Linked DNA regions of Homo sapiens: region 1 is linked to region 2. The links are chromatin loops, found by intact Hi-C in ENCODE. Cell type or tissue: uterus. All regions are shown on one strand. Each heading gives the region's core, and the rest is flanking DNA. Links, peaks and the distances in the headings are about the cores only.

What was found. A loop is a pair of places that touch in the nucleus more often than their neighbours do. Peaks named below come from ENCODE experiments on the same cell type or tissue, not always from the same donor. Only the 100,000 strongest peaks of a DNase experiment are listed, where the experiment ranks them.
Region 1: it touches region 2 in a loop (2.1-fold over the local background); 6 of 110 quality-filtered maps call a loop at or near these places.

The regions. Positions count from the first base shown.
Region 1 is chr15:84,942,154-84,957,483 of GRCh38, reverse strand. SLC28A1 (solute carrier family 28 member 1) reads right to left here. Exons shown (of 19, transcript NM_004213.5): 16 at 13,958-14,039; 17 at 12,820-12,918; 18 at 12,617-12,728; 19 at 11,686-12,359. The coding sequence ends at 12,284. Among named protein-coding and RNA genes, the nearest start is that of PDE8A, 32 kb to the left of the region's middle. In uterus, for the core only: no CTCF peak of the experiment used is centred there; DNase peaks (open chromatin) are centred at 8,943 and 9,403; H3K27ac peaks cover 1,311 bases.
Region 2 is chr15:84,845,803-84,861,132 of GRCh38, reverse strand. It overlaps ALPK3 (alpha kinase 3), which reads right to left. Exons shown (of 14, transcript NM_020778.5): 6 at 2,578-4,741; 7 at 1,743-1,890; 8 at 1,230-1,357; 9 at 1,061-1,096. It also overlaps the pseudogene LOC124900361. Among named protein-coding and RNA genes, the nearest start is that of SLC28A1, 31 kb to the left of the region's middle. In uterus, for the core only: no CTCF peak of the experiment used is centred there; no DNase peak of the experiment used is centred there.

The DNA.
Region 1 (15,330 bases), core at 4,951-12,950, 93 kb before region 2:
ACCAGCCTGGCCAATGTGGCAAAATGCTGTCTTTACTAAAAATACAAAAATTAGCTGGGCGTGGTGGCGTTCGCCTGTACTCCCAGCCACTCAGGAGGCTGAGGCACAAGAATCGCTTGAACCCAGGAGGCAGAGGTTGCAGTGAGTGGAGACTGCGCCACTGCACTCCAGTCTGGGCAACAGAGTGAGACTCTGTCTCAAAAAACAAAACAAAACAAAACAAACAAACAAAAAACTACGTGCAAAAGAATGGAGTTGGGGAATGACTTCTCGGGTGATGACAATATTCTTAAATAGATTCTGGTGATGGGCTGTACAACTAAATATACTAAAAACCATTGAATTTTACACTATAGGGTAATTTTATAGTATATCATTATATGTCAATAAAGTTGTTTAAAAATTAAAAATAATTTTCTTAACAAATTTGGGAAGAAATAATGACAGTTAAAAAGAAATCTAAGCAACAAAAACAAAAAAACAAGGTATATGGATTTGAAAATGCATAAATTTTTCACATTTTAACATTTCTGATATGGAGATGCATCCTACAAACAATGGAGTGTCACAGTTTAGTTGGGAGTGTTCTTTCTTAGTGGTACATAAAAAATGGCACATCTTACTGTCTTAAATTAGAAGAATTATGGTGATATGTTCAGAAGGAACAAGATGTGCAAGAGGCCAGGTGCAGTAGCTCACGTCTGTAATCCCAGCACTTTGGGAGGCCATGGCAGGAAAATTGCTTGAGCTCAGAAGTTTGAAATCAGCCTTAGCAACACAGGAAGACCTTATCTCTATTAAAAAAAAAAAAAAAAAAGTAAAAATTAGTCAGGTGTGGTGGTGTGCGCCTGTAGTCCCAGCTACTCAGGAGGCTGAGGTGGGAGGATCTCTTGAGCCTGGGAGGTTGAGGCTGCAGTGAGCCATGATTGTGCCACTGCACTCCAGCCTGGGTGACAAAGTGAGACCCTGTCGAAAGAAAAAGGAAAGAGAAACAAAGAAAGAAAGAAAGAAAGAAGGAAAGAAAGAAAGAAAGAAAGAAAGGAAGGAAGGAAGAGAAAGAAGGAAGGAAGGAAGGAAGGGAGAGAGAAAAATGCGCAAGATAGGAAATGTAATGATAATATGCTCCATGGCTCACCAATGCACAAGTCTTATAGCCATAATCAGACAGAAACACATTAATGGAATACAGCTTTTTCTGAAAGTTGTATATTACCATGTTGGGAGGAGAAAGGGAGGACAAATGGAATATGGGGTGGTATGAAAGAGTTAATGCTTCATCTTCTGTAATGGGGAGTAAAAAGGCACTATCTAAAATCACTAATTTGAGAAAATAGCAGTATGGATGCATTACTTAGAAATATGGATGTAAGTAACAGAAATGACTGAAAGAGTTTGAAGGGGAGAAGTCAGGGATGGGGAGGGAATTACCGAAATGTTTTCCTGTTATTGTTGCTGATATAACTATGGTACCATTTGACTTTAAAAATCAAGTATCTGTTGTACTTTGATTTGAATGGAAGGGAAAAAGGAAATGTGGAGAGGGAAGGAGGAAGTTGGGGGTTCGCTGTGGATCCTATCCCTTGATCAGGAAGGCTGGGGTCAATGCCCCTACCTCAGGTCCAATGGGAGGGAAAATTGAGCCGCACCTAGGGGGCTGCATTACACAGAGAGTGACTCCTCCTGTCCACAACCCTGATAGGAGTGCAGTGGGATGGTAGAGCCTGCCAGGAGAATATGTTTTCAGATTCTATCCTCCTTCAGAGGCACCGACCTCCCCCACAAAAGGGAGAGGCTCCCAGCAGCAGCCAAAACGAAGCCCTCCTGGGGCTCTGTGCTCTGCAGCCTCGCAGCCAGGGATCCCAGCTGGGGTGGGGTCAGCCACAGTCCCGCTGAACCAAAGAAACCCAGTCTTCCACTGCTCCGTGAGGAACTGCTGTGGAGGCAGCCACCAATGCATCCACCCCACCTGGTGGAAGAAGGGAGACTGCAGCGCGAGTGTTCCAAGAGCTTCTGTATTGGGAAAAATCATGACTTTGCTACTTTACTGATGCAAAGCGTTCCTCAGTTTCATCTTCTTGTATTCCAGATGCTTCACGGTCAGACATCTTTGATTGCTGTTCTGAGGCTCTTCCAGTTATCTGTTGCTATGGAATAAACATCCCAAACCCGTTGCATAAAACCACTACCATCCATTATGCTCTCGGATTCACTGTCTCAGGAATTTAGATGGGCACCAAAGGGGATGGCTTGTCTCAGTTCCATGATGTCTGAGGCCTCAGTGGGGAAGATTCGAATGGCTGTGGGCTGGAACCACCCAGAGGCTTTTTCGCTCGTGTCTGGCACTTGGGCTATGATGACTTGCAGGCTGGGCTCAGCTGGGACAGTTGACCTGGTGCCTACATGTTACTCCTCCAGATGACTTGGGTTCCTCACAGCGTGGCAGCCACAGAGCAGGGAGAACTCTTTCTTTGTGGTGGGTCAGAGTGCTAAGAGTGAGTGTCCCAGCGAACAAGACCAAAACTGCCTGGGCTTTCATGACCCAGCCTCAGAAGTCACATGGCATCATTCCTACCATGCCGTCTTTCTCAAAGCAGTCACAAGCCTGCCCAGATTAACAGGGAGAGGACATAGATCTGACTGCTTCATGGGAGGAGTGTTAGAAAATTTGCAGCCATGTCATAAAAATACCACAATGACTCAGTATTATTAATTAAAATAAAAATAATGTAAAGTATTTTACACATATCATATACCTGTTTACTAGGCAGATCAATGAGGAAGCCAACGTGCTACAATGGTTAAGTATCTGGCATTAAAACCAAACAGAACTGGGTTCAAAACCTGGCTCAGCCGCTGAACTGTGTGCCCTTGAGCAAACCACTTCACTTCTCCACGTCTCAGTTGCCTTGTTGGTAAAATGGGGATAATAATATCTACCTCACATAGTTTGTTTGTTTTTAAGGATTACACGGACAGCATATGCAAATAACTTGTCTCACAATAAGCATTCAGAAAACGTTAGTCCCTTTTTCCCTAAATTATTTCAAGCGCTACATTTCCATTATTTCTATTATCTCAGATTTTTGAAGATATGCTATCATTTGAAATCTTTATAGATAAATGGAAAGAATGGTTGCTTTCATCAGGAAACAACACCCCCGATCTCGTGGGAAACTGCTCCTCCTTCCCTTTCTGTTCAAATAGGAGCTGCCAGCTTCTACCTCCCTGGTCACAGTGATTGCTTCAGGGGTGGGCAGAAGAGCCAGGCCACACTGATCACCCTATCCCATTTTCTAGGCCTCAACAATGGGTCTGGAGGAGGGCACACGTCCCTGACAGATCAATCACATTCTTGGAGGTTTGCTTTCTTTGCCACAACTAGCTATCAGGAAAACAAGCTAATATATGAACCCATGATTTTCTGATGGCCATGGTCCAGTCTTATGGAGAAATCCAATTCAGTAGAAGGAGGTCACAGTGCAGGAAGACACAAACACAACAAAAGCAGGAACTCAGCGGTAGGCAGAGCCCTAGAGTCATGAAGTCCCCAGGCCCAGCTGCCTGCAGCTACACCCTCATCCCTCCTGGTGCCCATACATTCCTCTTCTCCTAAGCTATTTGATTTGTTGTCTGTCATTTGCAACCAAAAGAATCCTAAGTAATATACCCCTCTGATTTATACATTTTTTACAAATGAGGTAAATCATTCATAAACTCCAGTACTTTCACTATTATATTTTTCTACTTTTCTTATTTATTTTTGAAACTGCATCTTGCTCTGTCACCCAGGCTGGAGTGCAGTGGTGTGATCACAGCTCACTGTAGCCTCACATTCCTGAGCTCAAGCAATCCTCCTGTCTCAGACTCCTAGGACTGCAGGTGCTTGTCACCATGCTGGGCTAATTTTTAAATTTTTAGTGGAGACAAGGTCTCGCTATCTTGCCCAGGCCGGTCTTGAACTCATGGGCTCAAAGCAATCTTCCAGCCTCAGTCTCCCAAAGTGCTGGGATTACAGGTGTGAGCCACCTGGCTCAGGCTTTCCACTGTTATAAAGGAATCAATTAATTACAGTGACACACCTCTAAGTGATAAAACCCACCAGCTGTTGAGAGCTCTTGACATGAACTTCCTGAGACTCCTAACAGTTTAAGTCATTGAAGATGATTCACCGAGTTACGGAACTTTTCAGAAGGAGGCCCTGTCTTTTCCATACCAGCCATTAGACTTTCTCACCTCTGGGTTCTGGGCCTACCTGGAGGACCCTGGTCCCAGACTGCAGCATCGGGCCACACTCTGGCTCAGAGCAGCTGACACTGAAATAATGACATGCCCCAGATCCAAAAAGGATTAGAGATTAGAAATATCTGCCCTCTGGGCACTGCCCAAGAAAAGATCCCTTGAAAGCTGTATGCTTTGATGGAGCTTATTTGTCTTCTAATTGATGCGATGGCATTGAAAAGAATAGTTTGGTAATATAAACAATGGACTCCTCTAAAAGTAGAAAAGAATCTTATTGAGGAAGGAAGTTTCAAGGGATAAAAGCAATCTTTTGTTTATAAAGTGAATTTTCTATCTTTAAATAACTTTTCTTTATACTTTATTATTAAAAATTTTTTTTATTTTTTGAGACGGGGTCTCACTCTGTTCTCCAGGCTGGAGTGCAGTGGCACGATCACAGCTCACTGCAGCCTCGACCTCCCAGGAGTGGCTGGGACTACAGACGTGCACCACGACACCTGGCTAATTTTTTTGTATTTTTTTGTAGAGACTTGGTTTCACCATGTTGCCCAGGCTGGTCTCAAACTCCCGGGCTCAAGCGATTCTCCTGCCTCGGCCTCCCAAAGTGCTGGGATTACAGGCGTAAGCCACCGTGCCCGGCGACTTTTCTGTTTTCTTGGAAAAAGAAAAACAGAAGTTTTGCTGGGATAAAAATGTGTCCTTTGTCAGTTGGGGCTGAGTGGAGGAAGTAACCTGCGTGGTGGCATCTCCAGCCTGGTCAGGCTCACTCATGGTCCGTCACTGAAGCACATGGAGTCATTGGATGCAAGGAATTTACTGACGTGTAGGAGAGTGTGTAGCAGCATTTCGTGTGTCCATCTGGTTGGCAGTCTTGATCTGTGGGTTACTGCCTTCTTACTTGTAGATGAGAAATGAGTCCCACCTTGGAAAGATAGGAAAGATGTCTGTATAGAGAGCAGATAGCCACACAGCCTGTGTGAGGATGAGAAAACTGCTCCAAGCAGTCCTTGTGGGATCATCTCTTCCTTGTTCTTTTTTGCTCTCAACATAATTTGCAGTGTTTGGCAGGTGGGAGGGGAGCAGGATGGGGACCTGAGAAGCCTGTCCTTCTTCTAGCTCCTGTTCTAGTTCCTTGCTGTTCTTCAAGGGGAGGGAACACGGATCTTAGTGGGTAGACTGGGCCACACTTACCAGTGGATCAGGTCACTGTGTGTTGAAAGGTTATACACAGCACATGGACCTCTGCCGACTCCTGCTTCTGTAAGCCTGAGGCTGGAAACTGCTGTGAGCCTCCCTTGCCTCGCCTTGCCTTCTGTCTCTGGTGTTTTCCCATCATGAAGCTAAATTGGAAAACTTTGCAGTTTGGCCATCTGGCTCTCTTTCCACTTCCCCTCGGATATGTATCAGGAGTCTCTCTTTTTTCTCTGAAGTCTTGGTGGCCAGTGGGAGGTATGTTTCAGATTTAGACTTTGTCAGAAGGAGCGGGCCCATTTAGGACTCCAGGTGAATGTACCAGCCCCATGTTACCAGAGAACCAGGAGTGCCAGGCAGGGATGATGGGCACTTTGTTAATAATAGCTTGTTCCCATTTGTTCATCAGGATCCCCGCAGGAAAGAGGCAAATCTGCTCCTTCTTGCCACCTATCTTATTCTTCCTGTCTACTAGCAGGCTCATATAAGAGATCCCAAATAATAACATAAAGGAGATAGAAACTTATTCCCCTCTCACATAAAGTTTGTGCTGTCGTGGCAGTCTTGCTCTGCAAAGACATCAGGACCCCAGACTCCTTCTTTTTTTTTTTTTTAATTATTTTTTTTTAAGACAGGGTCTCGCTCTGTCACCTGAGCTGGAGTGCAGTGGGTCATGGCTCACTGTAGCCTCCACCTCCCAGGCTCAAGCCTGTCTCAGCCTCCCAAGCAGCTGGGACTACAGGTGCCCACCACCATTCCCAGCTAATTTTTCTCGAAGGGGTTTCACCATTTTGCCCAGGCTGGTCTCAAACTCCAGGGCTCAAGAGATCTGCCCACCTTGGCCTTCCAAAGTGCTGGGACTACAGAGGCGAGCCACGGCCTCAGGCTCCCTTCAACTTGAAGCTGCTCCATCTCTCGGGTGTTGCCTTTGTCTTCATGGTCCAAGCTTGCTCACCTTCCCATCTGCATTCCAACTAGCATGGAGCAAAAATGTGAAATATACCAAGAACGTGTGGGATGCCCCCATTTATCTAAGGCAGGGGTCAGCAACCACAGCCTGCAGGTTGGCCTCCTGTTTTTGTAAACAGGCTTTATCGGAACACAGCCACTCTGTTTGTCTATGGCTGCTTTCAACTACAAGTGCAGAGTTGAGTAGTCGTAACACGGCAATATGGCCCACGAAAGCTGAAATATTTACTATCTGACCCTTAAGAAAAAGTCAACAGAACCCTCTTCCAAGGGCATGATGGGAGGCTGCCTACTGGACTTCTGCTCACACCCCACTGGCCAGACCATGGCCACCCCTAACCCAGGAAGGTTGAGAAATGTAGTCCTTTTTCTTTTTCTTTTAAGACAGAGTCACTCTTGTCACCCAGGCTGGAGTGCAGTGGTGCTATCAGCTTACTGCAGTCTCAATCTCCCAGGCTCAAGTGATCCTCCCACCTCAACCTCGTGAGTATCTAGGACTGCTTGCACACACCGTCATGCCCAGCTAATTTTTTATTTTTTATGGAGACAGGGTCTCACTATGTTGCACAGGCTGATCTTGAACTCTTCCCACCTCAGCCTCCCAAAGTGTTGGGATTACAGGCCTGAGCTACCGCGCCTAGCTGAGAAATGTAGTTTTTATTGTAAGTGGCCACATGCCCAGCTGGATTGTCAGTTTTTACTAAAAAAAAAAAAAAAAAAAAAAAGGAGACTGGCGACTGGAGGACAGCCAGCTGTCTTTCTACACGGGTCAAGTGTTCTTCAGCCTGATGTTGGTGCCTGATATTTTAAAATTTTGAGTTTATGAATGAGATCCTTGCTATTCACTCATAGCCACGTTGATTTCTTTTGTTGCCTCTGCCTTTCCTTCCTCATTAGGATATTTTGCCCAGCAGAGACAGGGTTCAATCCAAGCGCTGCCTTTCCTTGCAGAGTCTCTTTCCTAAATGGCTTTATTCTCAAGTGTGGGACAATCGCCTGGCTGTGCTGCCTCCCCATCCCTGCCAGTGACAAAGTCTCTGTTGGCAAATTGTCCCCATTCCACCATTCCATATCTTTGTCAGAACTTCATCCAAAGCTGCAGTTTCTCTCACTCAGGAAATGGAAAGCAACCTCCAGGCAAGGTAGGAACTTGTTGCACTCCTTGGTGGTGGGCAATTAGGATACCCCTGTAGATAAGTCCTTCCCACCCCATTCCTGCTGTGTCCTAGAGATAGTGCCTTTATGATCCAGGCCAGGACTTTCTCTCATTCTCTCCTAAATGACAACTGCTCTTCAAATTATACCCTCAACATGCAAGCCCTCGGATTTGAGGATTTCTGAAGCAGGCATGTAGCTTCTTAACACCCTTCCTAAGGCTGGGCACAGTGGCTCAAACCTGTAATCCAAGCACTTTGGGAGGCAGAGATGGGTGAATCACTTGAGGCCAGGAGTTCACGACCAGCCTGGGCAACATAGAGAGAGTCCCCGCCATCTCTAAAAAAAAAAAAAAAAAAAAAAATTAGCCGGGCATGGTGGCACACACCTGTAGTCTCAGCTACTTGGGAGGCTGAGGTGGGAGGCTGAGGTGGGAGGACCCCTTGAGCACAGGAGGTCCAGGCTGCAGCAAGCCAGGATTTTTGCACTACTGCACAGCAGCCCAGGCAACAGAGGCCCCATCTCAAACAAAACAAACAACAAAGCAAAACACCCTTCCTAATAAGTCTGCCTCTTTCAAATATCCTCCTAAGACCATATCCAATCTTTAGTCTCATCACAGCATCTTGGTTCCACCCATGAGATCATATTTACCATGCTGTGTTCTGGCTTCATCTTCGACTTGCTCTTGACTCATGCACTGTCTGCACACAAATTCAGAACAGCTTCGAATCAGGTCTGGAGCAAATTTTGAAACCCTGCTATGTGTTATGTGAGGAACAGCTGAAAGAACTAAGGGTGCCTGGCTCAGAGAAGGGAAGCCTGGATGGGCATCATCTTCAAATACTTGATGGATTGTCATGTGGAAAAGGGATTAAACCATTTCTATAAGTTTTAAGATTTGACTTTTTAAAACTAATGGGCAAGTATTACTTTGGTAAGTAGGAAAAAGGACAACAAAGATATACATATGAGATGAGACCCATTCAGAGTGGCCCAGAATGGCAAAACTGGGATGGATCAAAGCAAAACACTTTTTGATGCAAAATCAAAAAAGAACCTTCTCAGAAGTGGAGCTCTCCAATGTGGAGTAGCAATGAGAGGCGTGAGGTTATTATCTTGATGAGGTTTAAGCAAATGATGAATGACTGCTTGATTTCAAGCAGAATCGGGGGTTAACAAAGTGACTATCCTAGGCAATGTCCTTCTCATTACAAAGAGGAACCTTCTCAATTAGTTTAGGTTAGAGGGGATTTCTGGAAAGAATTTGGCTGTCATGGAATCCAAGGAAAAGCAGAACAACTGGGCTGCAGTAAGGGAGGGAATGAGGTCAGCTCCAAGCCATAGCCCCACCGTGGTGACTCAGCTCCCAGCTCTGTTTCTGGGTTTTATAATTCATATTCCTTCCCAAGAATCCAAAAGGCCATTGGCAAGAGTACAGATTTGGCCTGCCCTGAGTCAGGCATTCAATCCTGGTTCAATAGCAAATCACTCATGGGAATGGAGTCTCATGACTCAAACATAAAAACATGTTGACAGAGGCCATCCATACAGTGGGTATAAACATTCTCAGAAAAGCTGGATGGGGAGGTAGACACCCTCAAAATGATGTTTAAGGTCCTGTCCAACCTCAGGGCTCACTAATCCCAAGTCAAAAGTAATTTCAAGCAGATGATATTCTTCATGTGGTTGCAAAGAGGTCAGGACTAATTAACATTCAGCTGAAGGCATGAGCTTGAATTAAATTGAGGGGGCAGCAGAGGTGAGGGCAGGGCCATGGGAAGAAAGGGGCAGAAGGGGGGTCAATGTAGCCCATTAGTCAACTCACAGACCTTGGCATGTTGCCTATTGGGACATGCATTGTCTAGGACAGAGTTACCCATGGGCTGAATTACAAGTTATACAGCATCTGTGTCCACGCAGTTTTTTTTTCCCCATGCCATTTAAAAAATAAACTATTAAATTTTAGAATAGTTTAGACTTACAAAATGTTGCACCAATACTACCGAGCTCCCATATATCCCACACCCATTTTCCCCTCTTGTTAATAGCTTACACTACTATTTGCTATGGTCTGAATGTTCATGTCTCCTCAAAGTTCATATGCTGAAATCCTAGCCCCCAAGGTGAAGGTATTAGGAGGGGGGGTCTTTGGGAGGTGATAAGGTCATGAGAGTAAAGCCCACATGAATGGGATTAGTGTCCTTATGCAAGAGGCCCCAGGGATCTCATTAGCCTCTTCTGCCATGTGAGGACACAGGGAGAAGGTGCCACCTATGAGAAACTGGCTCTCACCAGGCACAGCATCTTCTAGCACCTTGATTTTGGACTTCCCAGCCTCAAGAGCTGTGAGAAATACATTTCTGTTGTTTATAAGCTATCCCATTTATGGTATTTTGTTATCAGCCAAAACTGACTAAGACAGAAGGGTACAGTGTGAGCCCTATATTCAAGTGGCCTGCAGTCTTCTAGGGAAGGCCACTGGCCACAGAATGAGCGTGCAGGGAGTCCAGAGAAGGGGGTCAAGGGCAGTCCTTGGGCTGTTCCATGACCCAGCTAGTGGAGCTGAGGCCAACATATGGGCAGGGAAGGGGCGGAGGGCCAATCCTGGGAGAGGACTGTGTTGTCCATATCAACAGGGCACCCTGCCCACAGCCCAAGGGCAGCTGGAGCAGGTAGCAAGGACTGAGGGAGGGCTGCAGAGAGAAGGCAAGAGCCTAGCTGGAGCTACAGGAGTCAGGCCAAGCCTCCACTCTGTGGAGCTAAGGGAAGGACACAGGCCCTGAGGATGGGGACCCAGGTCAGCCTGTGGGGCTCACAAGGAGCAAGGCTGCTGCCCACTGGAACCAAAGTCTGTGGCAGAACAGAAACAGGACCTGGCTCACTGGGGCTGAGCTGAATAACTGCTGGCCAGGGCTCCACCCTCCCACTGCCCTAGGTCAGGGTCAGCCCCAGCTAGGAAAGAAGTTGGACCTGGCAGGTAGGGGTGAGGGTGTAGGGCCCCAGCAGCCACAAGGGCAGGGTGCATCGCAGGTCCTGGAAGCCAAAGCTGCTGGGGAAAATGAGAACTGAGATGGGAGCAGGGCAGGCGGCAGGGAGATGGAGAGGGCATGCTGGTGATAGGAACTCCAGAAATGAAGGCAGGGGAGGGACATCGGGCCTCACCTAGTGGCACAGAGGGCTTGGGGTGGGGAGGAAAGGCAGCGAGGGAGGTGAGGGCGGGCCACCCATCAGGGTTCCCTGAACACCAGCAGCCCAACAGAGAGGCCCCACATCGCAGTTTGTGTTATGACCTGAAAATACAGAAGATGCATGAGGAGGGGCTCCCCTCAGATGGGCTCGGGGCACCCCTATACCACCCAGAACTAGGTGGCCTGGCTCAAATCCTGCCTCTGCCTCTTCCCAGCTCTGTCCCTTTAGGCACATAACTTAACCTGTCCGCGACTCCGATTCCTCAACTAGTGACAATAATAACACCTACTGCATGAAGTTGTTGTAAGGATTGAGTTAAAATATATAAAGCGCTGAGAACAGTGCCTGGCACACAGTGCCACATAAGCATTTGCTAACATTACAGTTGCCTAGAGTAAAGCAGTTTGAACATTAGCCAATATTTCCCAAGTTGTATTCCACAAAATCTTCAACTGAGACACTTCCATCAAAAAGGTTCTTATGGGCCAGATACAGTGACTTATGCTTATAATCCCAACACATTGGGAAGCCAAGGTGGGCAGACTACTTGAGTCCAGGAGTCTGAGACTAGCCTGGGCAACATAGCAAGACCTCATCTCTACCAAAAAAAAAAAAAAAAAAAAAATATATATATATATATATATATATATATGAACATACACACACATATATATATATGTATGTATATATATGTGTGTATTTATATATAAATTAGCTGGACATGGTGGTACATGCCTATGATCCTAGCTACTTAGGAGGCTGAGGTGGGAGGATCACTTGAGCCTGAGAGGTTGACGCTGCAGTGAGCCATGATCACCTCACTGTACTCTAGCCTGGGTGACAGAGTGAAAAGGTTTTTATGGTCAAGTAAATGTGGAAAAAACCACCAAGCTCTGACAAGTTCACAGTTAAAAAAACAAAAAAATAAACAAACAAAAGTCTAAACAGCCCTCTCTAAGTTTATTTAACCCAGTGGTTCCAAACCTAGTCCATCATGGAACCCTCTGAACGCCTCCCAGGACAGTGTGCCATGGGACCTCAGTTTGGGAAGCACTCTGAGGAAAGGCGGGAAGGGTTTCTCTGAAAGCAGAGAAAGAGGTGACACCACCCAGCAGGGGAAGCCACAGAGAGATCCTAGTGCCTAGGAAGTGGGGAGGGGAGGAGGCTTTGGTGTGCAGCCCACAACAGAAGGGAAGGGGCATGTGAGGGACCCCAGGAGAGGGGGGATAGAGAGGACCAGGGTGCTGTTTGGATGTGGAGGGGAAACGGGAGGAGGCAGAAGTGACCCTGAGAATTCACACTGGGGGAGTTAGGAAATGGGGGAGCAGGAAGGGGGATGGAGTGGGACATGTCCTTCCTTATGTCCTCACTCACTCTCTGCACACTCACTCCATGAACCCTTCCCAATTGTGGGATTGAGCTGGGTCTAAGTCCTGTGGCTTCCCTGAAGAGGGCTCTGGGAAAGGGAAGGTGGGGACAGATGGTTCCCGGGGGAGAACAGCCCTCAGAAGCGCAGAAGCACAAGCATGTTCTGTCCTCACTGTGCACAGATCGTGTGGTTGTAAAACCGACAGCAGTTGTCCAGGGCCTCTGGGCTGAACTCTGGATTGACGCTAAAAAGAAAGCAAAGATCGCAGTGGGAGCTCCAGGCCTGGTTCTGCGGGCCACCACCAGGCTGTGCAACACCGGGAACACTGTTTCAAGTCTCTGGTCCACCCTTCCTCCATTGGTCCTCGAGCCTTCACCTCCCCATTAGCTGCAGCCGTAACATTTCTACCCTCACCCTGGTACCAAAGGCATCCCCCCCAGCGCTCAGGCATTCTGTCTATCACTGTGGGTGCCCTGCAGGTCCCACAGCCCAGGCCCTCACCTCTGGAAGGCCTCACGGCAGCACTGGTAAATCTCAAAGCTACTGCTGCTGAGGGTCGTGTTCAAGAGGGACATGCAGTCAACTTCAGCCCCCCTGGGCATGTAGAGGATCCCTGTAGAGGGAAAGTGGTGGGTGGGGCAGGGCCCCCGGGCTAGCCAGAAAGTCAGGGTTCCACCTTCTGAGCCTGCCAGGCCTGCACTCACCTGCCATACAGGCGTTCACCAGGGACACACAGGCTCCCGTGAAGAGCGCCCGGAGCACTATCTGGGAGAAGTCGCTCTTCCGTTGGGGGACCATGGAGGCTGCAAGGGGACAGAAGTGCTCAGGGCCTGGGAAGCTGTGTCCCTCTCTGCCCGCGTTCCGCAGCTCGGGCTGCATCTGCTGACCTCCCTTCCTCTTCTATTAATAGATGGCCAGAGGGACAGATGTTGTCCTCCTGACAGCTTGCTGAGCTCAGGAGTTCTCTTTGGCCTGGCTTGGACCCCTAGGCAATGCCCCACATCTCCCTACACACCATGAGTGGCAGATGCAGGAAAAGAATGTGAGTTTGGAGTCAGGCAGACCTGGGATTAAATACAAGCTCAGCCACTCACTAGCTGAGTGACTTGGGCCACCACTTCACTTCATGAAGACTCAGTTTCCTTCTTTGTAAAATGGGGTGATTATACCACCAGGCAGTGTAGCTGCCAGGACTGGAAATGTTATTTGTAAAGAACTGAGAACTGTGCAGACCCTTCGACCTTAGGCCCCACCAGGCCTGCCTGCCTGTCCACTGTGGGTGTGGGAACAGGCAGGCCAAAGCCTTGGGGACAGGCAAGCACCACACCTCCCACCCCTGAGCCAGGCTTGGCCTTCAAGGCCCAGGTGCTAACTTCCTGGGCCACCAGCAGCAGCAGAGAATCGGAATTCTAGGGCTAGGAGGAAACTCTATGAACATCTTTTTCTTTTTTCTTTTTTTTTTTTTGAGACAGAGTCTCGCTCTGTAGCCCAGGCTGGAGTGCAGTGGTGCGATCTCAGCTCATCCTCGTGCCTGGGTTCAGCTTCCTGAGTAGCTGGGATCACAGGCGTGCACCACCACGCCTGGCTAATTTTTGTATTTTTAGTAGAGATAGAGTTTTGCCATGTTGGCCAGGTTGGCCTCAAACTCCTGGCCTCAAATGATCCACCCACCTGGGCCTCCCAAAGTGCTGGGATTACAGGCATGAGCCACCACACCTGGCCTCTATGGCCATCTTGTTTGGGTCCTGCTTTAGACAAATGAGACAACTGAGGCCTACATGTCCCGAGCAAGTTCAAGTCCCAGACTCTCCTAGACACTGGTGAGGCCCTGATTAGACTCACTCAAGCCTCCCAGCATGATCCCAATGGAGCTGAAATTGGCAAATCCACAGAGGGCAAACGTCGTGAGGACTTCAGCTCTGACCTGAAAATACAGAAGATGCATGAGGAGGGGCTCCCCTCAGATGGGCCTGGGGCACCCCTATAACACCCAGGCTCCCTGGCCTTAATTTTACCCACTTCTTACATGTAATTGACCTTTGAGTCCTCTGTGCTGCCGCTTCCCCAGCCTTGCAATCCCACCTCTAAGTTGGCTCAAACTGCACCACATCAAAAACATAGCCCCCCTCTCTTATCTGTCCTTCAACTTTTTTTGTTTCTTTTTTTGTTTTTGTTTTTGTTTGAGACGGAGTTTTACTCTTGTCACCCAGGCTGGAGTGCAGTGGCACAATCTCAGCCCACTGCAACCTGTGCCTCCTGGGTTCAAGCCATTCTCCTGCCTCAGCCTCCCGAGTAGCTGGGATTATAGGTGCCCGCCACCACGCCCGGCTAACTTTTTGTATTTTTAGCGGAGATGGGGTTTCGCCATGTTGGGCAGGCTGGTCTCAAACTCCTGACCTTAGATGATCTGCCCACCTCAGCCTCCCAAAGTGCTGGGATTACAGGTGTGAGCCACCACACCCAGCCTGTCCTTCAACCTTTTAATCTTCATTACCAGCCTTTCTGGATGGGGTTCAGCCTTTGTTAGTCCTGTCGCTTTGGCCCTACTAAGCTCTGTCCTGGGGCCATTTGGTGGACAGCCCCTTCCCTGACCCCGCAGTCCTGGGCTTCCAGTTCACAGCACTCCTGTGAATGCTCTCAGGCTGAGAGAGGGAGTATGGCCCACAGGAAAGAGTAAGGGATTTGGAGCCCAGCCAGCCTGGCTTCTAGGATTGTCTCACCAATGATCAGCTTGAGAAGTCAGTCACTTCTTTCAGTGTCAGTTTTCCTGTCTGGAATAGGGGAATAATAGTAGTTGCCTGGGAGGGCTGTAAAAAGGATTATATAATGTATGGGAAACACCAGGCAGACAGTAAGTGTTCAAACACAATAGTTATTTGCTTTTGTTCTTAACAACTGTCCTATTTCCCAGAAAGAAGTTTTAAGAGCCAAAATGAAATAATTTGAAAACAAAATTGGTTTATGGGTACAAAAAAATAGTTAGAATAAATGAATAAGAGCTAATATTTTATAGCACAACAGGGTGACTATAGTCAGTAATGACTTAATTGTACATTTAAAAATAACTAAGAGTATAATTGGATTGTTTGTAACACAAAGGATAAATGCTCGAGGGGATGGATACCCCATTCTCCATGATGTGCTTATTTCACATTGCATGCCAGTATCAAAGCATCTCATGTACCTCATAAATATTTACACCTACTATATACCCA
Region 2 (15,330 bases), core at 1,643-9,642:
AAATAAACCAACGCATATGAGACAGTTGGGGAAATCTGACTGGATGTTTGATGATATTAAATAATTATTACTTAGTTTTGAGGTTGAGGTTTTATTTGATATTGATTAAATTTTATTTGATTACTAAACAAAAGTCACTAATTGGCACTTTGGGAGGCCAAGGCAGGTGGATCCCTTGAGGTCAGGAGGTCGAGACCAGACCTGCCAACATAGTGAAACCCATCTCTACTAAAAATACAAAAACGAGCTGGGCATGGTGGTGCATGCCTGTAATCCCAGGTACTGGGGAGGCTGAGGCACGAGAATTGCTTGAACCCAGGAAGCGGAGGTTGCAGTGAGCCAAGATCACACCACTGCACTCCAGCCTGGGCAACAGAGTGAGACTCCATCTCAAAACAAAGTCACTAGTTGGATGAATGAGTGATTGAAAGAGTGAGAGAATGAAGGAATTAATGCATTTGTTAGCAAATACAGCTCCAAACATCTTTTTATCACTGGCTGCCTTCACAGTCCCAAGCCTTAGCCTGTCTCTTGTAGGAGCAGTACGTGCCCATCCCTATTTGAGCCCTTCAAATGTGTATCAAACTTTGAAGGTATTTCATGATCACCAGGGGGCCTGCTGAAAACGCAATATTCCTAGGTCCCTCCTAGGTCATTAAAGATGTCTGCAGTGCAGCAGGGACCAGGAAACTGCATTTCTAGCAGGTTCCCTGTGTGAATCTAATACCAGGGTCCACAGAGCACTGTGAGAAACCCTGGGTAGGAGCTGGCAGGATAAGACATGCCCTGGTGGCCGGTTCTGCCCTGGATCAAAGACTCTGACATGGGCAAAGGGCACAAGGGTGAACTAACTCCTGTGCAGTGGCCCCCTTGGTCACTTCTTCCCCCATAATCTTCTGATACAGCAGTCCTCCTCCATCATCTCCCAAGCCATATCCTAAACTAAGAGGCAAAGAGGAGCAGTATGTGGATTGGGACCAGATTCCAAGCCCTTAAAGAGGGTCCTCCCTGCAGATGGCAGGGGTAGGACCACCCCGCCTTCCCCAGGGGGGAACCATACCTTCACCTTCTTCTCTGGAGATGAATCCTGACAACACTAGATACAGAAAAAGAAGAAAGCAGTGCCTTCAGGCTGCTGTGCCAAGAGAGTGCCTTCTCTCAAAGATGACTGCTGCCCACCCACCAGGAGCCAGGCCAGGCTGAGACCCCGGGCCGCGGGGCACACTCACCCTCAGGGCTGAGGCAGAAGTCGGTGGAGGCCGAGCCGTGCTCATTGTGGATGGTGCACCGATACACACCGCAGTCTACGGGGGAGGCCTGCACGATGGCCAAGGCCGCCGGCCCCTCATCCCCTGCGCTGCAGAGTGGAGACCCTACTCGTGAGGGCCATGGCATGGGGGCAGACTGTGGTCCTAAGCGTCCTTGGACCCCACTCTCAGAGGCTGCTGTGAACCCCAGCTCTGAGAGCTTTGGGGAAGCAGCGCGATTCCAGGGCCAAGAGCTGGTCCTGAAGCCCACAGGTCTGGTTTGCAGTCCTGACAATTACTAGCTGTGTGGCTTTGGACAAGTGGCTTAAAGAATGCTGAGCCTCCATTTTCTCATCTCTACTATGGGAATAAAAGGACCTCCCCTGGTTATTGTGAGGATTAATGAGGCGATAGGTTCAAAGCACTAGGACAGTGCCCAACGGTATTACTGCAATCAGGGAGCCAGGTCAGGTGGCAGTGGTGTCGTTGGCTTACCTCCTGCCCACCTCGCCCACTGGGCGCTGATCCTTGGCCCATGTCAAGACTGAGTCACTAAGAATGTTGAAAAACTGGCACCACAGCTTCAGGCTACCGGAGGCATCAGGAAACTGCTCCACCCGAATCTTCCGGATCACCTGTGGGGCTGAGAGCAGGGCCCAGTCAAGAGGGGAACACCACCTCTCCTCTGGCCATATCCTTGCTCTCCTGGGTGTCCTTGGTGGAAAAGGCTGGGAGAAAACAGGATTCAAGTCTCCACACAGACCTACCACTCACAGCCCCCCGGTGCCTCCTGCCTATATCTCAGGCTTCTGCCCTGACCCCCAAAGCACACATCTCAGCTAGAGAGAAGCCCCTACTCCACCTTGACCCCAGGCTGGGAGGGGCTCCCAGCTGAGGACGCAGACAGCAGTTGAGACAGGAACTTCAGTTTGCATTCTAGGTCCCTAACTCTGGAAGCCTGCATTTGAATCCTGTCCCCACCACTCTGTAATCATGCGACATCTCTGTAAAGGGGGACTGAATGGTGATGATGGAGAGCTAGAACGCTACTAAAGCCAGGCCCTGTGCTAAGCACTTCATCTATTCCATCCCATTTAAGCCTCATGCCATTGCAAAGGCGGTACTGTTATCTCCACTCTGTGGAGTGGCAGAATCAAAACAAGAACCAGGCCTTAAAGGCTGTGAGAGAAGGGTACCTTTACCAAGGTAATTTATGAATCCCGAGGAGGGATATGCTATCTGTCATGGGGTAGTGCTGTTAGCAGCAGCAGCAGTGTGCTTTCTGTGGCCCTGTCCTGTGAAGCCATCCCTCTCCCTCCCCACTGCTCACCTTTCAGCAGGTCTTTGGCTTTCCTGGGCTTGGCCAGTGTCTCCTGCTTGCCTTCATCCAGGGCCACCTCTGTGTCCAGACCGCCGGCCTTGGGGCTGGGGCCCAGGTCTCCTGCCGCCAGCTCCTCCTCTGCCCGAGGCACCTCCAGCATGCTCGCCTTTCTGCCCTGCGTAGGGGAGCGTCTCTCCCGCCCTGGAGTCCCTGGGGACCCAGGCACCAGGCTTTTCCTGGGCCCCCGGGGGGAAACCGTGGGGCTCTCCCTTTCTTCAGGTGTGGTTGCCTCCCCGTCTCCTGCTGCTCTGACCTTAGGGAGAAATCTCTTCCTCCGGGCCCCTAGAGCCAGTTCCTCAGGTGTAGCTGCCGGGAGACCTGTCAGAGCCTCCCCTGGGAACTTCTCCTCTTGGGAGGGCTCCTGGGCTATGCTCTCTGCTGAGGGCCCCTGTCCAGGGGCTGCCTGCCCACCCGCCTCCCCCAGTCGACCAGCCATGCTGCTCTCCTGAGAGGCCCCCAGGAGGCCAGGCCCCTCAGGGGAAACCTCTCCTTCACCCTCACTGGCTCCTTCTGAGGCCAGCCCAGGGTCCTCCTCGTCTACCACAATGGCAGGGACAGTGAGGGAGCTGGGACCAGGACCCCAGGAGCCTCGGGCAGCAGCAAGGGCCTGGCGGCCAGCCTGCACCTCACGGTCCAGGAGGCCGGTGAGGCGGCGGGAGGTACAGGGGCTCAGCAGCAGGGTCTGTGCACTCTGCACCAGGTGGTTGTTCTCCACACGCTCCAGGATGCGCCTCGATGTCCGGGGACTAAGCCCAGCCACTTCCACAGTGGGTGTCAGAGTGGCTGAGGGCACCAGACCTCCGGTGGCTGCCCCCACCTGGGACTCTCCCCCTGCTCCACTTGTCTCTGTGCTGGACAGCTTCAGCAGCAGAAGCAGGTAGTTCTTCAGGGAATCTATGAGGCCAGGGTCACAGCTCCGGGGACCTGGGGTCCGCCCCTCCACATCTGGTACCTGGGCGCAGGCCCCCTCACTGCTGGTGGCCATGGTTTCTGGTGGGTGACTCTGAGTGGGGGTCCCCAGCCCCAGGTGCAGTGTTGGGGCAGAACTCATCAGGACCTGATCCTCAGAGGGCAGGAAGGTGGCTGTGCTCCCGTGCTGAGAAGTCGGGGTGCTACACGGCCCCGCCTTTGGGCTAGCTGTCAGCCCAGTTCCAGGAAGAGAAGGCATCGTGGGTACCTCCTGGCTCAGGCCAGCTAGAGGACAGCCACCCTGATCCATACACGGCACTCCCCCTGGCCGCTCCTCCTTGGGGCACTGGAACGGGCTGTCCTCCTGCTTGGCCTCGACTGGGCCTGATGACTGTGGCCCTCGGCATCTCTCTCCTCCCACCTGCTCCACACTCCCCTCATGGGGCGGCTGTGCTGGGAGCATGAGGTTCCCTGACAGGGGACCCAGCACAGTTTGCTCATGGTTCCTGGAGGCTGTTACTACTGCCTCCTCAGATCTGGGCAGGCAACCAGGTTTTTTTGGGAAACAAGACCCTTCTGGGGTCTGTACAAAACATTCAATATTCAGAGGAGCTCTAGGACCCGCTGTAGGTGGGAGTTTGGGGGTTCTGGATGGTGGGCCGAGGCTGGTTGCCACCTCTTGCTCAGACTGACCTTCCATGGCTGTGGGCGCGCTCCCCTCTGACTGCGTCCCCTTCTCTCCCTGCATCCCCTTCTCTCCCTGCATCCTTCTGTCTTCCTGTGTGCCCTTATCTGCCTGGGCCTTCCTGTCTTCCTGTATCTTCTCACCTGCCTGTGTTGTTTCTAGCTGTGTCTCTGCCCTTCCCTGTGTCATCATGCCCTTCTGTGCACTCCTGTCTGACTGTGGCCTCTTGCTTTCTTGTGTCCCAGCATCCACCTGCGTCTTCCTATCTGCACGTGTCCTCTGGGCTGTCTGTGTTCCATCTCCCCTGGTCCTTCCATCCACTTGTATCTTCCCATCTGCCTGCACATTCTTCTTGCTTCCAGTTCTCTGGTTAGCAGATGTTCTCCCATCCTCCTGGGTTTCCATATCCATGGGTTCAATGATACCTTGACTTCCGGAAGTGCTAACCCCAATGGAGGCTACATCAGAGCTGCTGCTGGCCGACATGGTAGGAGCCGTGGTTGTCTGGCATTCCAGGACCTGAAAACAGAGGGACAAAAGCAAGGATTTAACTACATGGACATTCAGATCTCTTTCCAGTCTGGCATCCCAGTCTCCTCGGACCTCATCTACAACTGCTCTGATGGGAATCTTGCCTCCTGGTTTCTCAGGCCTGCTGGAAGTTGGGAGGCAAAGACATGTGACAAATGCCCAAAGCCCCATCCATGCCCACTCACCCTAATCTCTGATCTCAGAATCTGGACTGGGGAATATCTAGCACCCAGACCCAGCTCTGGCCCTTTCCACCTCTTCCTGAAGAAATCCTGCCTTTCCTGAAAGACCTTGCTCATGGGTTATTCCACCCCTCACCCCTACCATATGAAGGAGACTGTCCTCTCCCCAGGGCTCCCAGAGCAGTCCTTCTCCTGTGGCACTAATTGCCTTGGATAGAATTATGGGTGAAGTGAGAGAGTGCCAAAGGGTGTCCCAATAATGGCCTCAGTGACAGCATCCACCAGTAACATTGAGTGAGTGATAATAATGGATGCCATCCAAGCAGAGAGGATTAAAGTAATTCTGAATGGCATCTATGCCAGGAAATTAATGAAACATTATAATGTTACCCTTTTGAACATCTACTTGCAAAGCACTATGCTAGGCCCCTGTATATGATATTACCCCACTTACTCCTCATACAGTATGAATACTTAGGAGAATCAGCCCCATTCTAGAGATAACAATGACAAGAAGGCATGTGATCTGTCCACCGTCAGGTAGTCAGTAAGTGGCAGAGTTCAGATTCGCAGCCGGGTGTATCTCACTCCAAATCCCATGCTCTTTGTTGTTATACCATAACGCCACCTACTTTTAAAGGACTTCCTGTCAAACATGGTGGCGTACAACAGTGATTTCCCTTTTTTCCTCCAAGATATCATCAAAACCAACAAAGTAAACATGAAATAAACAAAGCAAACTCCTTTGTTAGTGAAACTGGAGGCAAATAAAACCTACAGTCTCAAAAAACAAACAAAAGGATAACAGCTGCCAAAAGCCAACAGATGCAGACACTGGGAAGCTGAGGAGGAGCAAAGTGATATGGGGAAATAAACAGGGCCACAGCTCAGCGGGAGGAGAGTGGAGCTGTTCAGCAGGTCTCAAGACGCCGGCAAAATCACGGCTACTGTAGACAAAGGTCACCCCAAGGTTATAAACCCGTAAGTCCACGTGCAACAAGAGCTGCAGGGTCATGGAGGCCTGGGTGGAAACTGGCCGAAGACACGGCAGATGAGCAGAGCAGACAAGGAGAGGAGATGGAATGGAGGCAGATCTCAGAAAACGCTGGCAGCTACACTCCTGAAGAAACCTCCGGAAAATTGCTAAGCCGAGAACATTGTGTTTTAGCATACAAAGACTAAAGGAATATTGTTCCCACAAGCCCTGCTTGAGGAAATCACCAGGGAACAAATGTAGTCAACCAAAAGATGATTGAGAAAACAACAGCAAAAGAGCTGACGGTAAGCACTGAACATATTTCACTTACATTAACATATATATTAATGCATATTAACATATAACTGTAGAAGCAAGACTAAAATCAAGTGGGGTTTAGAATGGCAAATCAGAATGTCAATGTTCTATGCCCTGACGATACAGAAACAACACAGCCAGCACGAAAGTGGAAAGGGGAAGAAACTTCCTTGACTGTGTCACCTGTAAGAGCCAGGCACCAAAGACATTACTCAAAGCTGAAAAACCAAGTAACAGAAATAGAGGATATTTACCTAAATAAAGATAATCACTTAGAAATCAAACTTTAGGCCAATATGAGATAGAAAATGAATGAAGGCCAGGCACAGTGGCTCAAACCTGTAATCTCAGCACTTTGGGAGGCCGAGGCAGGCAGATCATCTGAGGTCAGGAGTTTGAGACCACTCTGGCTAACATAGTAAAACCCCATTTCTACTAAAAATACAAAAAATTAGCCAGGCGTGGTGGTGCGCATCTGTAATCTTAGCTACTCTGAGGCTGAGGCAAGAGAATCGCTTGAACCCGGGGGCGGAGGTTGCAGTGAGCCAAGATCGTGCCAGTGGACTCCAGCTTGGGCAACAAGAGTGAAACTCTGGCTCAAAAAAAGATGAATGAAGAAAATGCAGAGAAGAAGTGAAAACACTGTATCATTTTTCATCATTAAAAATTAGTAGAAACTGAGTGAACAGATGAAATAATTAATGGTATTATATAAAACTGAAATTATAACATATAAATATTTTTAAATATCAGAACCACACACAAAATCAAAGGAATAAGATCACAAAATGAAAGACTTTTAAATATACATAATTAAAATATATGTAAATTAAGTGTAGAATTTAAAGTTACTTTACTAAATTAGGAATTTTCTGTTTTTCAAATTTTAAATTTTTAAATTTATTTTATATTTTAAAATTAGAGATGGGGTCTTGCCATGTTGGCCAGGGTAGTCTCAAACTCCTGGCCTCAAGCAATGCTCCCACCTCAGCCTCCTAAAGAGCTAGGATTATAGGTGTGAGCTACTGCACCCAGCCTAAATTCAGAATTTTGAATGAATGTTATCGATGTGGGAAACATTAGAGTTTGGCGAATATCAGGAATAAGTCTGACTGAAGGATTTTTTTTTTTTTTGAGACAGGTTCTTGCCATCTTGCCCAGACTGGCATGCAGTGGCTATTTATAGGCAAGATCATAGCCTCAACCTATTGGGCTCAAGTGATCCTCCCACCTCAGCCTCCCAAATAGCTGGGACTACAGGCTGACTGAAGAATCTTTTTTTTTTCTTTTGAGACGGAGTCTCGCTCTGTCACCCAGGCTGGAGCGCACTGGCATGATCTTGGCTGACTGGAACCTCTACCTCTCAGGTTCAAGCAATTCTCCTGCCTTAGCCTCCCGAGTAGCTGGGATTACAGGCATGTGCCACCACGCCCAGCTAATTTTTGTATTTTTTAGTAGAGATGGGGTTTCACTATGTTGGCCAGGCTGGTCTTGAACTCCTGGCCTCAAATGATCTACCCACCTCGGCCTCCAGAAGTGCTGGAATTATAGGCATGAGTCACTGCACCCGGCCTAACTGAAGAATCTTAATAAAAATGCTCTTCCAACTTCTCTGACAACCGGATATTAACAGACAAAACTGCCTTGGTGCCAAGAAACAGCAATTAGTAATATATTAGAGCCTCTTTTTTATCTTTTGATATTCTAGGATTAGAAAATGTTAATAAAGACATAAGATCTATAAATCTACAAAGAAGGTGCAGACTGTGCATACAAGACTGTTGCTGTTCACAAGACTCACGGAACTAGAACTTCTTGATTAAAGCTACCTTCACTCCTAACGCACTCTCAGCCAGATCAATCCCTCAGTTCTATTGAAACTACTTCTTCATTATCTCAATATCCATTTCCTTCATCTCCACTGCCAACTGCCTAATCGGATCTGCCAACAATTCTGTCTTGCCTGGACTACTGTAAAGCCTCCTAATTGGTATCCATGACTCTAGTCTTTGCCTCTGCTAAACTCTTTTCCTCACTGCAGCCCAAATGACCTTTCCAAAACACAAACCTGACTGAAACACTCCCCTCTTAAAAAACCTTTCAATGGCTTATCATCACTGACAGGATAAAGCCTAAAAGACCTAGCTTCAAAGAGCAAAAAGTTTAATCACACAGTAGCCCCTTCTTATTCACGGTTTCGCTTTCCGTGGTTTCAGTTAACTGTGGCCAATCTTGGTCTGAAAATATTAAATGAAAAATTCCAGAAATAAACAATTGATAAATTTTATAGGTCATTTCAAAGAGGCTGCAAAACCAAGAGCTCTTAACGCTGTGAGCAAAGATGGAAGTTCTCTCTAGGATGCCATGGCACTCGATGGTGGTATGTTTTCCTGGGGAGATATAAGACATAGGTGTTATATGACATAGTAATCTATGATTGTTGCCATGGGAGAGTTTTAAAGATTAACCAAAGTAAAAAGAAAAAACAAATTGTAAACTTTGCACTGTTCTGAGCAGCATGATAAAATCTCATGCCACCCCACCTGGGATGTGAAACAGCCCTTCGTGCAGCATAGCCACCAGGTATACACTAGGTTGCCCGTTACCCATTAAGTAGCTGTCTTGGTTACCAGATCAACTGTCCTGGTATCTCAGGGCTTGCGTGCAAGTAACCATTATTTTACTTAATAAATGGCCCCAAAGCACAAGAGTAGTGATACTGGCATATTACTATAGTTGTTCTATTTTATGATTATTGTTGTTAATCTCTTACGGTGCCTAATTTATAAACTAAACTTCATAATAGGTGTGTATGTATAGGACAAAACACAATATATATAGGGTTTGGTACTATCTGCAGTGTCAGGCATCCGCTGGGGATCTGGGAAAGTATCTTCTGTGGATAAGGGGGACTGCTGTACTCTCTTGGCCAGGGTTACAGGCATCGCACAGCCTCTACAGACGGCAATTTGGCATTATCTATTAAAACTAAAAATATTTATACTCTTTAACCCAAAAATTCCATTCCTAGGAATTAATCGTACAGGTATACTTTCATGTGCAGATGGACTTATATACAAGGATATATACTGCAGCACTGTTTAAATTGCAATAGACTAGAAATCACCTAAATTCCAACAATACAGGATTGATCCAATGAATTATGGTATATCCATATTCCAAATAAATAAAACAAACATCCAAATAAAAAAGCAAGGTAAAGGATAGAAAGTATAATATGCAACCTTTGTGTGGAAAATACACAGACACACACACACGTATTTTCAAATGTAAAGAAAATAGCTCTGGAAGGATGCCCAAAGAACCTGCTTTGGTAACTGCCTTCAGGGAGAGGACCTGAGCAGTGGGGATAGGGAAGTGGGGAGACTTAATATTCTCTATGTATCTTTTGTACTTTTTGAATTTTATACCTTGTGCATGTGACATACAGTTAACAAAAATACAATTAAAAATGAAAATATATAAGGAAATCAACCCTTGTGTGATCAGTGAGGCCCGTCCCTCAGCAAGAATCCCAGATCTGTTTCTCCAGGTTCATCTCTTGGGTCCCTCCGCCCAACACTAACTTAACTGTACTGACAACTGTGCTATTTAGTAACTCTTTTATGTACTTTTTTCTGTACCAGACATTCTCACCTACTCCTTGACCACCTGAAGGACTCCTTCTCATCCTTGAAGACCTCACTCAAGTTTCTTTTCTTCTTTAAAGACTTCCTGAGTTCCCTCCTCTACCCCAAAAAAGTTAGTGGCCCCCATAGCAAATTTACTAATTCCATCATTATACCCCCATTCTGTGTGGTATTTATTTCATGCATATGTCATCTGCTAATCTGTGAATTCTTCCCCTTTGAAGAGGGCCCAGTACAGGCCTGGGAGTTGGAAATCAATAAATACATGGTGGATGACTGAATATTCTCTGTACACTTCTACAAGGGCTGACCCCTCTAACTAAACATTATGACAGAGGGTGTGTGTGTGTGTGTGTGTGTGTGTGTGTGTGTGTATATCTGGAACTGTGTAAAGATATGAGAAGGAATGTCATATGTTTCTTAAAAATAAAAATGGTGTGAGCAGAATGAACCTAGTTGGCTCTATGTAAGCTTTTTTACTACAAGGGATATTAGGAGGTTTAATTTGCCATGCTGTCTTTTTCCCTCTTCCCTCATAAATTCTCAGATATTAAGGACTCAGTGTATGGCCAGATATGGTTGCTCATGTCTAGAATCCCAGTGCTTTGGGAAGCCATTGTAGGAGAATTGCTTGAGGCCCAAAGTTCAAAACCAGCCTGGCAACACAGCAAGACCCTGTCTCTACAAAAAAAAAACAAAATATTTAGCCAGGTGTGGTGGCATATGCCTGTAGTCCTAGCTACTCTGGAGGCTGAGGTGGGAGAATTGCTTGAGCCCAGGAGTTCGAGGCTGCAGTAAGCTATGATTATGACACTTGCACTCCAGCCTGGGCAATAGAGTAAGACCCTGTCTCTTAAAATAAAAACATAAAAATAAAAATAAAAAGTTTTATTCACCTTTGCATTCTTCACAGTACCAAACACATAAGGGGTTCACAGGAATGAACAACTGAATGAAAAATAGTATGGTTTATAACCCTCTAAGGGGGCATGGCCCTGGAATGCTGGTTTGGAAGAGCAAGGGACAAAACCAGGACCTTAACAGGGATGGGGCAGGGCAGTCATTTTTGCATAAGTTTTGGTAGTTTATAATTTTTAAATAACTGCTCTATTTCATCTAAGTTGTTAAATTTATGTGCAGTTTTTCATAGTAGTCTTTTTTTTTTTTCACCCTGTCAATCCTTACAGGGTCTGTAGTGATATCCCCTCTTTCATTCTTAATACTTGTATTTTGTGTCTTCTTTTTTTTTTTTTTCTAAGTCTTGCCAGAAGTTTATTGATATTATTGATCTTTTCAAATAACTAGCTTTGGGTTTATTTTCTCCATAATTTTCCTGTTTTTGGTTTCATTATTTTCTGTTCTTTTCTATCTGTTTGCTTTGGATTTATTTTTCTCTTCTTTTTCTAGTTTTCTAAGGTGGGAACTTAGGTTATTGATATTTCAGATCCTTTTTCTTTTCTAATATAAACATTTTAATGCTATACATTTTCTTCAAGGCACTGATTTAGCAGCATCCAACATTTTGGTATGTTGTATTTTCACTTTCATTCAATTTAAAATGTTTTCTAATTGGCCTTAGGACTTCTTCCTTGGCCCATAAAAGTATGTTCTTTAATTTAAAAGTGTTTAGAAATTTTTCTATTATCTTTCTGTCATTGATTTCTAGTTTAATTTCATTTTGGTCAGAGTACATACTTTGTATTATTTCAATTACTTCACATTTGTTAAGATTTATATTATGGTCCAGGATATAATCTATTTTGGTGAATATTTTATATGCACTTGAAAAGAATGAGTATTCTGTTGTTACACAGAGTATTCTATATATGTCTATTAGATAGTTGGTTGCTGGTGCTGTTCAGTTCTTTTATATCCTTACTGATTTTCTGTCTACTAGTTCTATTGATTACTGAGAGAGAGGAGTGTTAAAGTCTCCAACTATAATTATTGTTTTCTGTATATTTCTACTTTCAGTTCTGTCAGGTTTTGCTTCATGTATTTTGAAGGTATGTTGTTAGGTGCATACACATTTTTTATTGTTATGTCTTCTTGAATTGACCCTTTTATCACTAGATAGTTCACTATTTTTCTCTTAGTAATTTTTTTTTTTTGAGACAGAGTTTTACTCTTGTTGCCCAGGCTGGAGTGCAATGGCGTGATCTCGACTCAACGCAACCTCCACCTCCCGGGTTCAAGTGATTCTCCTGCTTCAGCCTCCCAAGTAGCTGGGATTACAGGCATGCACCACCATGCCTGGCTAATTTTTGTATTTTTAGTAGAGATGGGTTTTCTCCATGTTGGTCAGGCTGGTCTCGAACTCCCGACCTCAGGTGATCTGCCTGCCTTGTCCTCCCAAAGTGCTGGGATTACAGGTGTGAGCCACTGCACCCAGCCAGTAATTTTCTTTCCTCAGAAATCTACTCTGTCTGATATTAATATTGCCATTCCAGCTTTCATCTGATTAGTGTTTGCATGGTATATATTTTTCTATTATTTTACTTGTAACTGACCTATATCACTATATTTGAAATGGATTTCTTATTGACAGCATCAAGTTGGGAAAGTTTTTCTGGTCCTGTCTCACAATCTGTCATTTAATTGATATGCTCAGACCATTTATAGTTAATATAATTATTTATAGGTTTAGATTTTACTCAATAATTTTACTATTTGTTTTCTATTTGTTTCCTGTTTTTCCTTCCTGTGTTTCCCTATTCTTGCCTCCTTTTAGATTAGAACATCTTTTAGTATTCCACTTTAACTTACGTAGTGTGATTTTTACTATATCTCTTTGTATAGTATTTCTGTTGTTGCTCTAGGGCTTACAATATACATACTTAACTCTCCACAGTCTACTTAGAGTCAATATTTTACCACTTCAAGTGCCATACAGTAATCTCACCATCATATAGGTCTCTTTACCCTATGCCCCTTTATGTTGTATTTGTCTTATATATTATATTTGCATACATTAAAAAAACTCCAGCAATGTAATTTTTTTTTTTTACTTTTTACCTTCAAACATATTTTAAAGAAATCAAGATGAAATAATCTATTATATTTACCAGGATATTTACCATTTCCATTGCCCTTCTTTCATTCTTGATGTTTCAAGTTTCCTTCTGGTATTATTTCCTTTCTCTATGAAAAATTTACTTTAGCAATTCTTTTTCTTTTTATTTTTTTTTTTTTGAGATCAAGTCTGGCTTTGTCACCCAGGCTGGAGTACAGTGGTGCAATCTCAGTTCACCACAACCTCTGCCTCCTAGGTTCAAGTGATTCTCTTGCCTCAGCCTCCCCAGTAGCTGGGATTACAGGTGCCCCCCACCACCCCTGGCTAATTTTTTTTGTATTTTTAGTAGAGACAAGGTTTCACCATGTTGGTCAGGCTGGTCTCGAACTCATGACCTCAGGTGATCCACCTGCCTCAGCCTCCCACAGTGCTGGGATTACAGGCGTGAGCCACAGCTCCCAGCCTAGCAATTCTTCTAGAACAGGTCTGCTGACAATGTAGTGTCTTGTTTTTTCCATTATCTGAGAATGTCTTTATTTCACTTTCAATACTTAAAGATATTTTTGCTAAATGTAGAATTATAGGTTGAAAGTTCTTTTTTTTAGCATTAAAAAAAAATGTTGTTCCACTTCCTTTTGGCCTCCATTGTTTCTGATGAGAAATCTATAGTCATTCAAATCATTGCTTCCCTATAAATAATGTATTATGTTTCTCTGGCTACTTCCAAGAGTTTTTCATTGTCTTTACTTTCCAACAGTTTGGCTATGAGGTTTCTGGATGTGGAATTCTATGGGCTTTTCCTGTTTAGGGTTTGCTGAACTTCTTGACTTTTGCCAAATTTTGAAAGTTTTCAGCCATTATTCCTTCAGATATTTTTTTCTGCATCACTGTCTTTCTCTTTCTCCTTCTGATTATCCAGTGACACAAATGTTAGACTTTTTGATACAGCACTCCAAGTCTCTGAGGCTCTGTTCATTGATTTTTCTGATTCCTCTCTCTCTCTCTCTCTCTCTCTCTCTCTCTCTCTCTCTCCCCGTTTCTCCCTCCCTTCCTCTCTCTCTGTGCGTGTATGGGCGTATGTGTTCAGATTGAATAATTTCTATTGCTTTAACTTCAAGTTCACTGTCTTCTCCCTGTCACCTATCACTCTGTTGTTGGGCTCAACCAGTAAGTCTTTTTATTCAGTTATTGTAAATTTCAATTCTAAAATTGATATTTGGGGCTGAGGTGAGTGGATCACCTGAGGTCAGGAGTTCAAGACCAGGCTGGCCAACACAGTGAAACCCCTGTACTAAAAATACAAAATTAGCCAAGTGTAGCGGCACACGTCTGTAATCCCAGCTACTCCCTCAGGAGGCTGAGGCAGGAGAATCTCTTGAACCCAGGAGGTGAAGGTTGCAGTGAACCGAGATCATGCCACTGCAGCGTGCCAGGCAATCCAGCCTGGGCAACAAGTGCAAAACTCTGTCTCAAAAAAATAAAAAATAAAAAATGAATAAAATTGATATTTGGTTCTTCATATCTTTTACCTCTTTTTGTTTGTTTGTTTGTTTGTTTTGAGACAGGGTCTCCCTTTGTCCAGGCTGGAGTTCAGTGGCGTGATCTCAGCTCACTGCACCCTCAACATCCTGGGTTCAAGTGTTCTTCCCACCTCAGCCCTGCAAATAGCTCAGACTACAGACACACACCACTATGCCCAGCTAACTTTTTTGTATTTTTTGTAAAGACAGGGTTTTGCCATGTTCCCCAGCCTAGTCTTTTACCTCTTTGCTGAGACTTTCTATCTTTCCATTTGTTTCCAGAGTATTCACCCTTACTTGCCACATTTTTATAGTAAAGTCAGATGATTTTAAAGTCAGATGATTCTAACATCTGTGTCACTGTGGCATTGGCACTCTTTGATTGTCTTTCCATGCAAGTGGAGATTTTCATGATTTTTCATATGCCATGTAACTTTTATTGTATTTGGACATTTTAAATATTACAAGACTCTGATTCTTGTTTAAATCTTATGGAGAGTATTAACATCTTTGTCTTGGAAGGCAATCTACCTAGTTGTGTTCAGGCTACAAATTCCATTCAGGCCTCTGAGGTTATAGTTTCAATCTCGGTTCCATTTTCCAAGCATTTCCAATGCTGTTTGGGGTTTTTTTATTGTTGTTGTTTTATTTTTGAGACGAAGCTTTACTCTGTCACCCAGGCTGGAGTGCAATGGCATGATCTCAGCTCACTGCAACCTCTGCCTCCCAGGTTCCCGGGTTCAAGCAATTCTCCCACCTCAGCCTCCCGAGTAGGTGGGACTACAGGCATGTGCCACTATGCCTGGCTAATTTTTTCTATTTTTAGTAGAGAAAGTGTTTCACTATTTTGGCCACGCTGGTCTCGAACTCCTGACCTCAAGTGATCTGCCTGCTTCGGCTTCCCAAAGTGCTGGGATT